2 separate regions of the Homo sapiens genome follow, and region 1 is linked to region 2. A link is a loop called in an ENCODE intact Hi-C map of the cell type or tissue named here. Cell type or tissue: PC-9. All regions are shown on one strand. Each heading gives the region's core, and the rest is flanking DNA. Links, peaks and the distances in the headings are about the cores only.

Evidence for each region. A loop is a pair of places that touch in the nucleus more often than their neighbours do. Peaks named below come from ENCODE experiments on the same cell type or tissue, not always from the same donor. Only the 100,000 strongest peaks of a DNase experiment are listed, where the experiment ranks them.
Region 1: a loop joins it to region 2, with 14 times the contacts of the local background. A loop is called at or near these places in 2 of 110 quality-filtered maps.

Annotation. Positions count from the first base shown.
Region 1 is chr2:232,327,363-232,332,723 of GRCh38, reverse strand. DIS3L2 (DIS3 like 3'-5' exoribonuclease 2) reads right to left here. Exons shown (of 21, transcript NM_152383.5): 15 at 2,728-2,911; 16 at 1,948-2,034. Among named protein-coding and RNA genes, the nearest start is that of ALPP, 49 kb to the left of the region's middle. RefSeq lists enhancers at 2,176-3,149, 4,244-4,293, 4,364-4,633. In PC-9, for the core only: no CTCF peak of the experiment used is centred there; a DNase peak (open chromatin) is centred at 2,343.
Region 2 is chr2:232,383,527-232,388,887 of GRCh38, reverse strand. It overlaps the pseudogene ECEL1P2. Among named protein-coding and RNA genes, the nearest start is that of ALPP, 7.5 kb to the right of the region's middle. In PC-9, for the core only: CTCF peaks have their summits at 2,662 and 2,864; a DNase peak (open chromatin) is centred at 2,977; H3K4me3 peaks cover 542 bases; H3K27ac peaks cover 3,003 bases.

The sequences.
Region 1 (5,361 bases), core at 180-5,179, 56 kb after region 2:
TCTGACACCTGACCCTCCCGGGGGCTGAGACACAGAGGGCTGAGTTCCAAAGGCCCTTGTGCTGGGCAGGAGGCAGGACTGGGGCAGGGGGAGATACCGAGAGTCTCTAGGGACCAGCGCATAGCCCGTCCCAGCTGGGGCCACAGCCCCTGAAGCTGTTTGTCCTGCAGTCCCCGAGCTTTCAGGGCTGGGTGTCAGGGCCAGTGCTACTGCCTGGGAGCGAGTGAACGGGTTCCTCGCAGAGGTCCAAGGTCACGCCTGTATGTCTCTCTGGCTCCCTTGCTCCCTGGCTGCTGTACACACTCACCCTCCTGTGCCCTTGGCCAGACAGACAGCCGGCTCCCGTTACTCTGTGCACACGGGCCCTGGAATCCAGGGCGCAGCTGATGGTGACCTGCTCCGCTCCCTAACTCCACTTCCCTTCCAGCCCCTGCTGGGCCCTGGGTTAAGTCGGGGGCAAGTCTCTGGGGGAGGTGGGCACAGCCTCCACTCCCAGACATGTCTGGGCTTTGTTCTCAGTGGTGGCCCAGTTCCCCAGATGACCTGGGTGAGGTTGATGAAGGGCCCTGGCCCCTCTTGGCTGGTGGAGGTGGCTCAGGGTCGGGTGGGATGGGTGGGGACCATGGCTTTCCCACAGGCCCAGCCATCCCTGGGACAGCCCTCGGACAGCCCTGGTGTCCTGATGCAGATGCTCACTGGGGACTGTGTGCCCCCTCACACCTTTCTGTGCTCTCTGCTGCTGCCCTGCCCTGTCCCCACCCCAGTTCCCGGGGCTGAGGAACAGGAGCACCGCAGACCTGGTAACTCTCTGCCATCGGATTCCCGGGCAAGGGCACCTCTGAGCTCCCTGGGAGGCGAGCCAGGAGAATGCAGGCTTTTCGGGCTCTGGCTAACTCCGGAGCGGCTCCGATCTCTGGAGCTCCAGCTTGGCTTGTACCTCCTTGGAGGTGATGGCGTCAGAGGCAGGGACATGGGAGGGGCCCCAGCAGGGCAGAGCCAGAGGCAGTTCTGGGACTCAGGGGCTGCTGTGCCTTCTCTGCCAGGCCTAGAGCCGCTGCAGTGTAGAACAGAGAGAGCCCAGTGGGCACGGCCCAGCCCCTCTCCGCTGTGGGTGCCACAGGTGCTTGGCTGGGCAGACACTTGTGACTGGGGGCAGGTCACGGTGACCAGGCCCAAGCAGGCCCTGATGGCTTCAAACCCAGCAGAGCTTGAAGTGTCAGAAAATAAATCCACTGAGGTCAGCTGAAGCCATCAGTTCTTGTGAACAGATTGAATCTGCCGAGTGACCGAGCCCCTAAAATACAGCCTGTCTCTGCCCCTGGGCCGGGGTGGGACCCAGAGCCGACCCATCAGCATCCACTGCTCCCGCTGACCCGAGGGTCCTCTGGGGTCCTGGTCCCAGGATGCTCGGGCCCTGCATGGGGGAAGCTCAGCCTGGGGCGCTGTGACAGGCATCCCAGAGCAAGCCCAGCTGTCCACCCCACAGGCTGCCACCTCCCTGCAGGCCCAGGCCTAGGCCCCCGGCCAAGTCCGCTTCTTTCCCACACTGGCCAGAGGCTGACAGCTAGTTCTGGACTCCACATGTGGGGATGGAGGCTGCGGAGTGTTCCCTGGGACAGGAAACCACATGGGACCCTGTCTCTCCTCCAGGACCCCAGCCTGACAGGAGGTCTCAGTAGCCCCTCAGCTCCAGGGCACTCTGTCCTTGAGCGAGTGTGAGCAGGAGACAGCGGCTCAAACTCAAGAGGCTCAGGGTGCCCCCTCCTAGGTGCTGCCTGGGGTCGGCCTCCTCTCCCACCCTCTGGCAGAGGAGGAGCAGCCCCCGTCCACCCAGCCATGTCCAGAGCAGGCAGGAACGGTGGGGGCCTGTGCTTGCACGTGGAGGTCACAGGTCTGGGGCTAGTGTGCTCCTGGGAGCAGGGGAGGCCGGGGCTGGGCCCTCCTTACCTGCATGGGCCGGGAGCACATGTTGGTGAGCACCTCCTTGCGGGCCAGTGAGTACTTGTCATCTCCAAATGTTTGGGTCAGGCTTTTCTAGAAGCAAATCCCAGAAACCTATGTGACGTGTGGTCCAGCTCGGGCAGAGACTCTGGGCCCTGTCATCCGCTGAGCACCTCATGCCCGGCTCTGGGGGGAGGAGTTGCCTGTGGGGCTCAGCCCTGCTCAGAGGGGATGGGTGGGGAGAGGGGGCAGCCGCCCACACCCTGTGGCCCACACTTCCATGTTTTTGCTGGCTGGCCTGGACTCACTGGGCTCCAGCTCTCTGGCCTGGGGCACCTGCCTTCCCCTCCCAGGGTTGGGCCTGGGTGAGATGTCTCCCTCCTCCAGGACCACAGCCAAGGCCCTGGGTTTCTTAGCTTTGCCCCAGGCAGGGAGCACCTGAAAGTACCCACCAGGAACATTCCCGGGATTCCTACAATTCCAGCCCCGACTCTGAAAGCCTCTGGGCCCAAGACCAGCCCTTTCTGGCCACAGGACCCCTGCCCTCTGCTAGGCCTCCAGGGTCCCCCCGCTTGGCACAGTCCTGGTGAAGGGGCAGGTCCCACTGTCAGGGCCCCTGTGACTCAGAGGGGCCCTTTCTCCCAGGGCCTCCTTCCCTACAGGAGAGACCTGGCTGAAGGGGAGGGACTCTGGGGGGAAGCAGAGGCCGCTGGACCACCCCACCTTCCAGGTCTTTCTCTTCTTTCCCCCAAGCAGGGCCTCCCCCGAATCCTGCCCACCACTCACATTGAGGGCTCCTGCGGAGCTGAAGTCCACGGGCAGCCCCATCTGGTCGCAGAATTCCACCAGGTCACTGAGCATCCTTGTTTGGGGCGGGGGGTGCCGGCGCAGCAGGGCCTGCTCGGGGAAGGCGCGGTGGATCTTGTGGGCCACTGCCATGTTGGCCAAGAGCATGAACTCCTCCACGAGCCTGCAGAGGGTGGGTGGGATGGGAGGGACCGCTGGGGTTTGGGGACAGGTGCGCAGGCTTTCCCACGCTGCAGCCGGCCTGGCTCTCTATCAATCACCCTTCAGGTCTCAGCTTAAAGACAACCTCCCAGCTACCTCATCTCATGTGTTCCGCCAAGTCCCTGTCTTGCCCAGCACCCCCATGGTCTCCCTGCACCAGTTGGTCTACACCGCCTTCTCCTCTGACTGGTTAGCTCCTGTGCTGGCTCTCCCAGAGGGGGACCCTGGAGAGCAGGGAAGCACCCATCTATTAAATAATTCACTGCAGCAGCCCCAGAGCTCAGCAGCCCACCCAATCCAGAGAAGGCACCGAGGAAAGATCTCTGCTGAATGACAGGATGCCTGGAACACTCGGGCAGCCCAGGCTGTAAGAGGGCACCATGCTCGCCCAGGGCATGGGAACCCTGGGGCCCCAGCTCAGCCCCTGCTCTGAGGGCTCCCTGAGGCATGTGGCAGTGGTGAGTGGACCAAGGACCCCACAGTCCCAGGAGTGCTGGGCTCCCTTCTCCTCTGGGGACGGTGCCTTGTTGGAGGGAAGCCTCCCAACAGGGTCTCTGAGGGTAGACAGGACAGTCTGAGGCAGCAGGAGGGAAGCCCTCACCAGAGGACAGGGCAGGAGTGGGGATGGGGTGAGACCCCAGAGTCACCCTTTCAGGGGCTGCTGCTCTGGCTTTGCAGCACTTGGGTGTCTGTCATTAGACTCAACAGTCACTGTGAATGGATGTGGCTCCCCACAGAAGGACTGAGCAGGCCAAGGTCCCAGACTGAAGGAGCGGGGACCGATAGGCGATGTGGGACATGAACCAGGCAAAGGCTGGGGGGCTGGTATCACACAGCACTGAGGTCAGCACCACTGACCCTACCACCAAATCTGGGGCAGGAGGCCACGCACTTCTTTTTCCCGCCTTTGGTGGGACAAGAAGATCACACATGTGCACAAGAGCTGGAGCCTGTTGTGATGGGCCAGCCTTGGGCATGTCCTCATGCCTTGGTGACCAGGACCCTCTTCATGGGGAAAGCCGCCCCCTCAGGGAGACATGGGGCTATCGGGGCCTTGACCAGCCTGGGGGGACTCTGCCTTCCCTGCCTTTCCCCAGCCTTCATGCCCAGCCCTGAGCTTTCCCCTTGAGTGAGAGAGATCAGGGAGGAAGCTCCCGCAGGCCTGGCTGCAGCCAGAACCCTGCCATCAACTTCCCTTCCTGGAGGTGTGAGTAGTGCTGCGGGTGAGCCTCGTCATCTGGCCATGCTCGTGGAAAGAAAGCCAGCCACCGAGAGAGAGAGCCCTGGCATATAGAGCCCCTCCTCCACCCAGGGTGGGCCTGCCAGGGCAGACGTGTGGCTGTGCTCTGCCAGGATGTCCTGAGAGCATATCTGCCTCCCCAGGGAGCCTGAGATGCAGAGGAAGAAGGGCTGGGAAATGCCCCAGGAGGGCAGGCACCACCTGGAGAGGAGGGAAGCCAGCCCAGCACCCCTAGCGCCTCCCCTGGGGACTAGTGGGGACTTTTTTGGGCTGGCTCATGGCACACAGTAAGGCAGGTGACAGCTGGGATGTGTGACCACAAGGATCAAGCTTCAGCCTGCCCTTCTACCACACAGGACACCCAGCAGGTAAAAGGAGGAGCATCCATGTTGCCCTCTGGGTGGCAGTAACGGCCTGTGATGTGCCACCCCACCTCCCAGCCCTAATCTGTGCTTGTGCCCACCACTTCCTGCCAAAAACCCTGTGTTCAAGCCCTTAACCCACTACAAGTCTCCCAAGCCCAGGTTTGACTCTCAGCTCCACAACTTTCTTGCCGTGGGATTCTGAACAAATCACAGAGCCCTCCCCATCCTCTGTCTCAAATGCAGGACAGGGGTCACAATGGCACCTGCTCAGGGCTGTCATGGACGCAGAGAAAACAGGTTCTGCACTGGCAGGCCCTCTGCCTGATGCATTGAAAGCCCTCAGGACGCAGGCACTGTTCTCCTGTTGCCCCACCTGCCCCCCACATGGCCAGCTGGGGGTCTCCTCAATATGCCCTGTGATTTTCATCCCTGCCATCAATCTGTGTTCCTCAATTCTTTTGAAGCCTCCCTGAAAAGCAGGCTGCAGTCCCCCACATGAACACTGACTGTTCTAGGCTCACCTGTATCACTGTCTGGTGCCATTAGACTGTTCTTATTCGGATTTCATAATAAGATATTGTGAACCCAAGAGGAATCAAAATTCCTGCTTGAAAAATAATCTGATACTGGTCAGGCCATCAGCACGGAAATACTTCAGATGCACACAATCATGCGTACTTTTGCCCTCTCACTCCATAAAAACTACTATGTGCCAGGCACGGTTCTGGACTTTTCTCCCCATGCAGTCGGACAATCCTCCTGGGCAGGAGCATCCAGGCAATTCTGTGGTGCCTGCTTTCCCCTCCA
Region 2 (5,361 bases), core at 217-5,216:
CTGGATCAGGAACTGGGGGAAGTGAGCGAGGCCAACCAGAAGCCCAGACGCCCTGGGGAGACCTCATCCTGGACAGGCGTTCCCAGGAGTACAAGGAAGCTCCCTGGTGAAGGTGCGCAGGCGCTGTGCGGGCAGCCCAGGCACTCCATCAGGGCCCCCTTATCCTTTAGGAGGAGTCCTCCCCGGCCGGTGCTCCAGGGCTGTGGGCTGGGGCATGACGGCCCCCAGCTGCGTAGCTCCAGCCCCTTTCTAGCCGGCTGGTGGGCAGCTCGTAATGGGGACGCGGGATCCGAAGGGACCCCTCCCGGGAGTACCCGCTGCCCTTACTGGTCCTGGGACACGGCTGGACCCCTCGGGCTGGCAGCTCGGCGGCAGAAAAGGCAGCGGGCGCTGGGAGACAGCGGCTGCCCACGCAGTTCTGCTCAGGCTCAGGCTCTGGTTTCGAGCGGGCCCGCTAGTCCTGGTCCTGCTCGAGTGCGCACCTGCGGGGTAAATGGCGCCGAATCCCTGCAGCCGTTGCCGCCATCGCGGCCGCTGCGCGGAGCCTCCCGGCTTCGTCTCCTTGCGCCCCGCGGGAGGTGAAACTTCACCCAAGTTTGGGTTCTGGGGAGAACGTATTGAAGCCGGGAGTGGCTCGGGTCGGGGTCACAGACTGGGAATGGGGGTGGGTGGGGGGACGGAGCCGGTCTCCATCAGGGCCGTCCAGGGGGTGGGCTGTGTATCCACGACCCTGGGGCGTTGGCGCTCGCCCCTGGGGAAGGAGCGGGTGGGCTGTCGGGCCACCGAGTAGAAGGAGCCAGCGATCGGGGTTGAGTGGTAGATCCTGCGGACTTCCGCAAGGACAAAGTTTGGTTCTTTGGCCGCTTTGTGGAGCCTCTGTCTGTGTCCAGCGCGGAAAGCGGAAAGTGCAGCATAGACGCGCTCCTGACCCCACCTCCTCACTCCAGCCTCCGCTTCTCCACCCCCCACCCCCATTCTGCCCGGCCTTGGCTGGGGCAGGTCCTGGACCAGAAAGGCGAAGGGAAGAGGGACAGCCTTTCAATGAAGGCCCACTACGTGCCAGGCCCCGTGCCTGGCTCCTCCCCCTTCCCATCAGGGCCCTCCCAACCCAGGGACCCGCACGTGTGTGCAGGGAGGGGGACAGGGGAGAAGACTCCACTGTGCACGCGGGGGTGGTGGCCCCGCCGAGCCCTCCTGGTCCCTGGTTTCCCCAGTGAATGAGGCTCGCGGCTGGGGCCTCTGCACCCAGGCCTGTGTCTCTCCTCGCGGTGCCCCGGAACCCCGTCGGGCTGCGGCGTCTCATTAGCCTGCCTCTGTCCTTCCCGCAGCTGAGGCCCCAGGGGCCACGCGGAGGCTCACGAGGAGGCCGGCGGCCACGCGCATCCCGTAGCCCAGGTGGCCCAGGGCTGCACCCCGGCGGCCTCGGCGCCATGGAGTCCTGGTATTCGCTGATGGCGCACTACGATGAGTTCCAGGAGGTCAAGTATGTGAGTCACTGCGGCGCGGGGGGCGCTTGCGGGGACTTTCTGCCCGCAGGCCACCGGGCCCAGGCCGGGCTGCAGCTCTGGAAGCGGCGCAAGTTGAACCTGCTGTCGGGCTGGTGTTTGCAGCCGGCCTCTGCTCCATCCTGGCGGCTATGCTGGTGCTCAAGTACCTGGGCCCGGTCGCGGCCGGCGGCGGAGCCTGTCCTGAAGGCTGTCCTGAGCGCAAGACTTCGCGTGCACCGCTCGCTTCTTGGCCGCCAACCTGGACGCCAGCATCGACCCATGCCAGGACTTATACTCGTTCGCCTGCGGCGGCTGGCTGCGGCGCCATGCCATCCCCGACGACAAGCTCACCTACGGCACCATCGCGGCCATCGGCTAGCAGAACGAGGAGCGCCTGCGGCGCCTGCTGGCTCGGCCCAAGGGTGGACCCGGCGGCGCTGCCCAGCACTAGGTGCGCTCCTTCTTCCGCTTGTGCCTCGAGATGCGCGAGATCGAACGACTGAACCCGCTGCTCATGCTGGAGGTCATCGAGGACTGCGGGGGCTGGGACCTGCGCGGCGCGGCGGAGCGCCGGGGGGTTGCTGCGCGATGGGACCTCAACTGGCTGCTGTAAAAAAGTGCAGGGCGTGTACAGCGCCGCCGCGCTCTTCTCGCTTATGGTCAGCCTGGACGACAGGAACTCTTTGCGCTACGTCGTCCGTGTGAGTGCGCGCGTTGAGCGCCCCGCCAGCTGCCGTAGACCCGGGGCGCAGTGGCCTTGCCCAGGGGTCCCTGAGGGCGGGAGGAGGGTGCGCGAGAGGAGAGGAAGGGAAAGCAGGGGAGGGGAGGGAGCGCACAGTGGCAGCGCGCGGGAGGAGGTCATAAGTAATTTCCCCGGGGTAACTGCGGTGTTCAGCGGTGCAGCCATTTCCCAGCCCTCTGGCAGGCAGTGGGGAGCGGGTGGGGTGCGCGGCAATATATTCAAGCTTATGTACAAAGCATTTGAGGTCTAGTTGAAGAAACAACTTGAAGAATGGTCTCGCAGCAATTACAAACAAATACCCTTCAGCAATTACAAGAAGGCTTTCAATGACTGAACCCGAATACTTGGTTGTCTGGGTTAAACATACGCATTTGGGTGATGGCCGCTATATTCTTTTTTGTATCTGATTGCTAGGGTGATGGCCGCTATATTCTTTTTTGTATCTGATTGCTAGGCTTCTGTAAATGGCTCTGTGCTGCCACCCGAAGCATCTATGACCAGGGAAGAAGGATAGAAGCTTATTTTGCGTTGGATAACCAGCAAGCTCTAAGAATTAAAGAAGGGGGAGATGTGGGGGGTGCACGACGATATATTCAAACTTATGTACAAGGCATTTGAGCTCGAGGCATGGAAAAATACTGAGGCACTGTGTGTACGTTGTTTGTGCGTGAGAATGTAACTCCTTGACACTGAAAACAGGACAAGGAGTGGAATGTGTGATAAGGAGCGCTGAAAACAGCCTCCTAGGAATGTGGTCTGAGTGCTTTTACAAGGCCGTATGTGCCTCATGACCCCACGGCAAAAACCCATCTGGTGGATGTTTGTGGTTTAACAAGCCTTCTAATAAATACTTGGCGGATGGATTTTGGGGCGGCACTCTCTCAGAGGAGTTGCCGCCTGCCCCACTCAGCTGGAATTGTCTGAGTACTTCATTCTCTGGCGTTCACAGCAGCTACAAGCTGCAAGGGGTGACCCCAACGTGACCACCTTGAAATTACGCGTGGAGCAGGTCGACTCATCAACTTTGGGTACTAAAAATACCAAAACTTAGCTGGGCGTGGTGGCGGGTGCCTGTAATCGCAGCTACTCAGGAGGCTGAGGCAGGAGAATTGCTTGAACCCGGGAGGCAGATGTTGCAGTGAGCCGAGATCGCGCCATTGCACTCCAGCCTGGGCAATAAGAGCGAAACTCTGTCTCAAACAAAACAAAACTCTTGCTAAGGAAAGAGCAAATTTTTGAGCAGAAGTTTGAAAATATTTATTTGACACTTGATTTTGGGGTAAACAATGTATTAGACTCATAAACACTCATACCTACACAGGAAAAGGAAGCTTGAGAACAGAATGACCTAATTTCAGAATAATCTTTTTCCTCTTCTTCTTCTTCTTTTTCTTCTTCTTCTTCTTCCTCTTCTTCCTCTTCCTCTTCCTCCTCTTCTTCTTCTTCCTCTTCTTCCTCCTCCTCTTCCTCTTCCTCCTCCTCTTCTTCTTTTCCTCCTCCTCCTCCTCCTCCTCCTCCTCCTCCTCCTCCTCCTCCTCCTCCTTCTTCTTCTTCTTCTTCTTCTTCTTCTTCTTCTTCTTCCTTCTTCTTCTTCCTTCTTCTTCTTCTTCTTGGGATGGAGTTTCACTCTCGTCACCCAGGCTGGAGTGCAATGGTGCGATCTCGGCTCACTGCAACCTCTGCCTCCCGGATTCAAGCGATTCTCTTGTCTCAGCCTCCTGAGTAGCTAGGATTACGAGTGCCTGCCACCACACCTGGCTAATTTTTGTATTTTTAGTAGAGACAGGATTTCACCATGATGGCCAGGCTGGTCTCAAACTTCTGACCTCAAGTGATCTGCCTGTCTCGGCCTCCCAAAAGGCTGGGATTACAAGCATGAGCCACAACTCCTGGCCAGAATAATCTGTTTTTAAAATGTCTTCACTTTTAAAATATAGAAGTCCTTGGGTGTGAGCACTCATGTAAAACCTAAACATGCAGCACCTCCACATTGGTTAGAAAGAGGAACTTTCTAACCCACTGACAACTGGGAAGATAGAAATACACTAGCTGGATTTTACCAAAACCTTTGCATATTTGGTGGATGGAATGTAACAATGAGTATGATGATTTAGTAAGGCCAGCTAATGGTGTCTACCTTCTGTTCACCTCCCATATTTTTATGACAGCCACTAAAACCTAGAATTAGAAAAGAAAAAAAACTGTCCTGAGAGAGCCAGGTCCTCAAATACATGTATATATTTTTCCAGACAGGGTCTTGCTCTGTTGCCCAGGCTAGAGTGCAGTGGAGCAATCTTCTTTCACTGCAGCCTCGACCTCCCTGGACTCAGTTGTTGTTTTTGCAGAGACGGGATCTCACTATGTTGCCCAGGCTATTCTCAAACTCCTGAACTCAAGCGATCCTACCCGCTCTTCCTGCCAAAGTGCTGTGATTGCAGGTGTTGAGCCGCCATGCCTGCCAAATAGATGTTTTACAATGTTAAAATAATTTTCATATGCAAGGAAGCATTCAATCATGCTAATATTTCTAGTGAGCACAAAATGCTTGCTTTTTTTTTTTTCTTAAGACAGAGTGGCTCTGTCGCACAGGCTGGAGTGCAGTGGTATGATCTCAATTCACTGCAACCTCCCAGGTTCAATCAATTCTCCTGCCTCAGCCTCCCAAGTAGCTGGGATTACAGGTGCCGACCACCACGCCCGGCTAATTTTTGTAGTTTTAGTAGAGACCGTGTTTTAGTTTAGACCAGTTTTAGTTTCACCATGTTGGCTGGGCTGGTCTCAAACTCCTCACTTCAGGTGATCCTCCCACCACAGCCTCCTGAGTAGCTGGGACCACAGGCATGGGCCACGAGGCTTGGCTAATTTTTGTATTTTTTGTAATAGTGTAAACTTTGCTGGAAAATGTGGCTGATTTCACCTTTAATTCTTTTCGGCCAGACACGTGGCTCACACCTGTAATCCCAAACTTTGGGAGGCCAAGGCGGGTGGATCACCTGAGGTCAGGAGTTGGAGACCTGCCTGGCCAATATGGTGAAACCCCGTCTCTACTAAAAATACAAAAACTAGCCAGGCATGGTGGTGCACACTTGTTGACCCCTGGCTACTTGGGAGGGTGAGGCAGGATAATGGCTT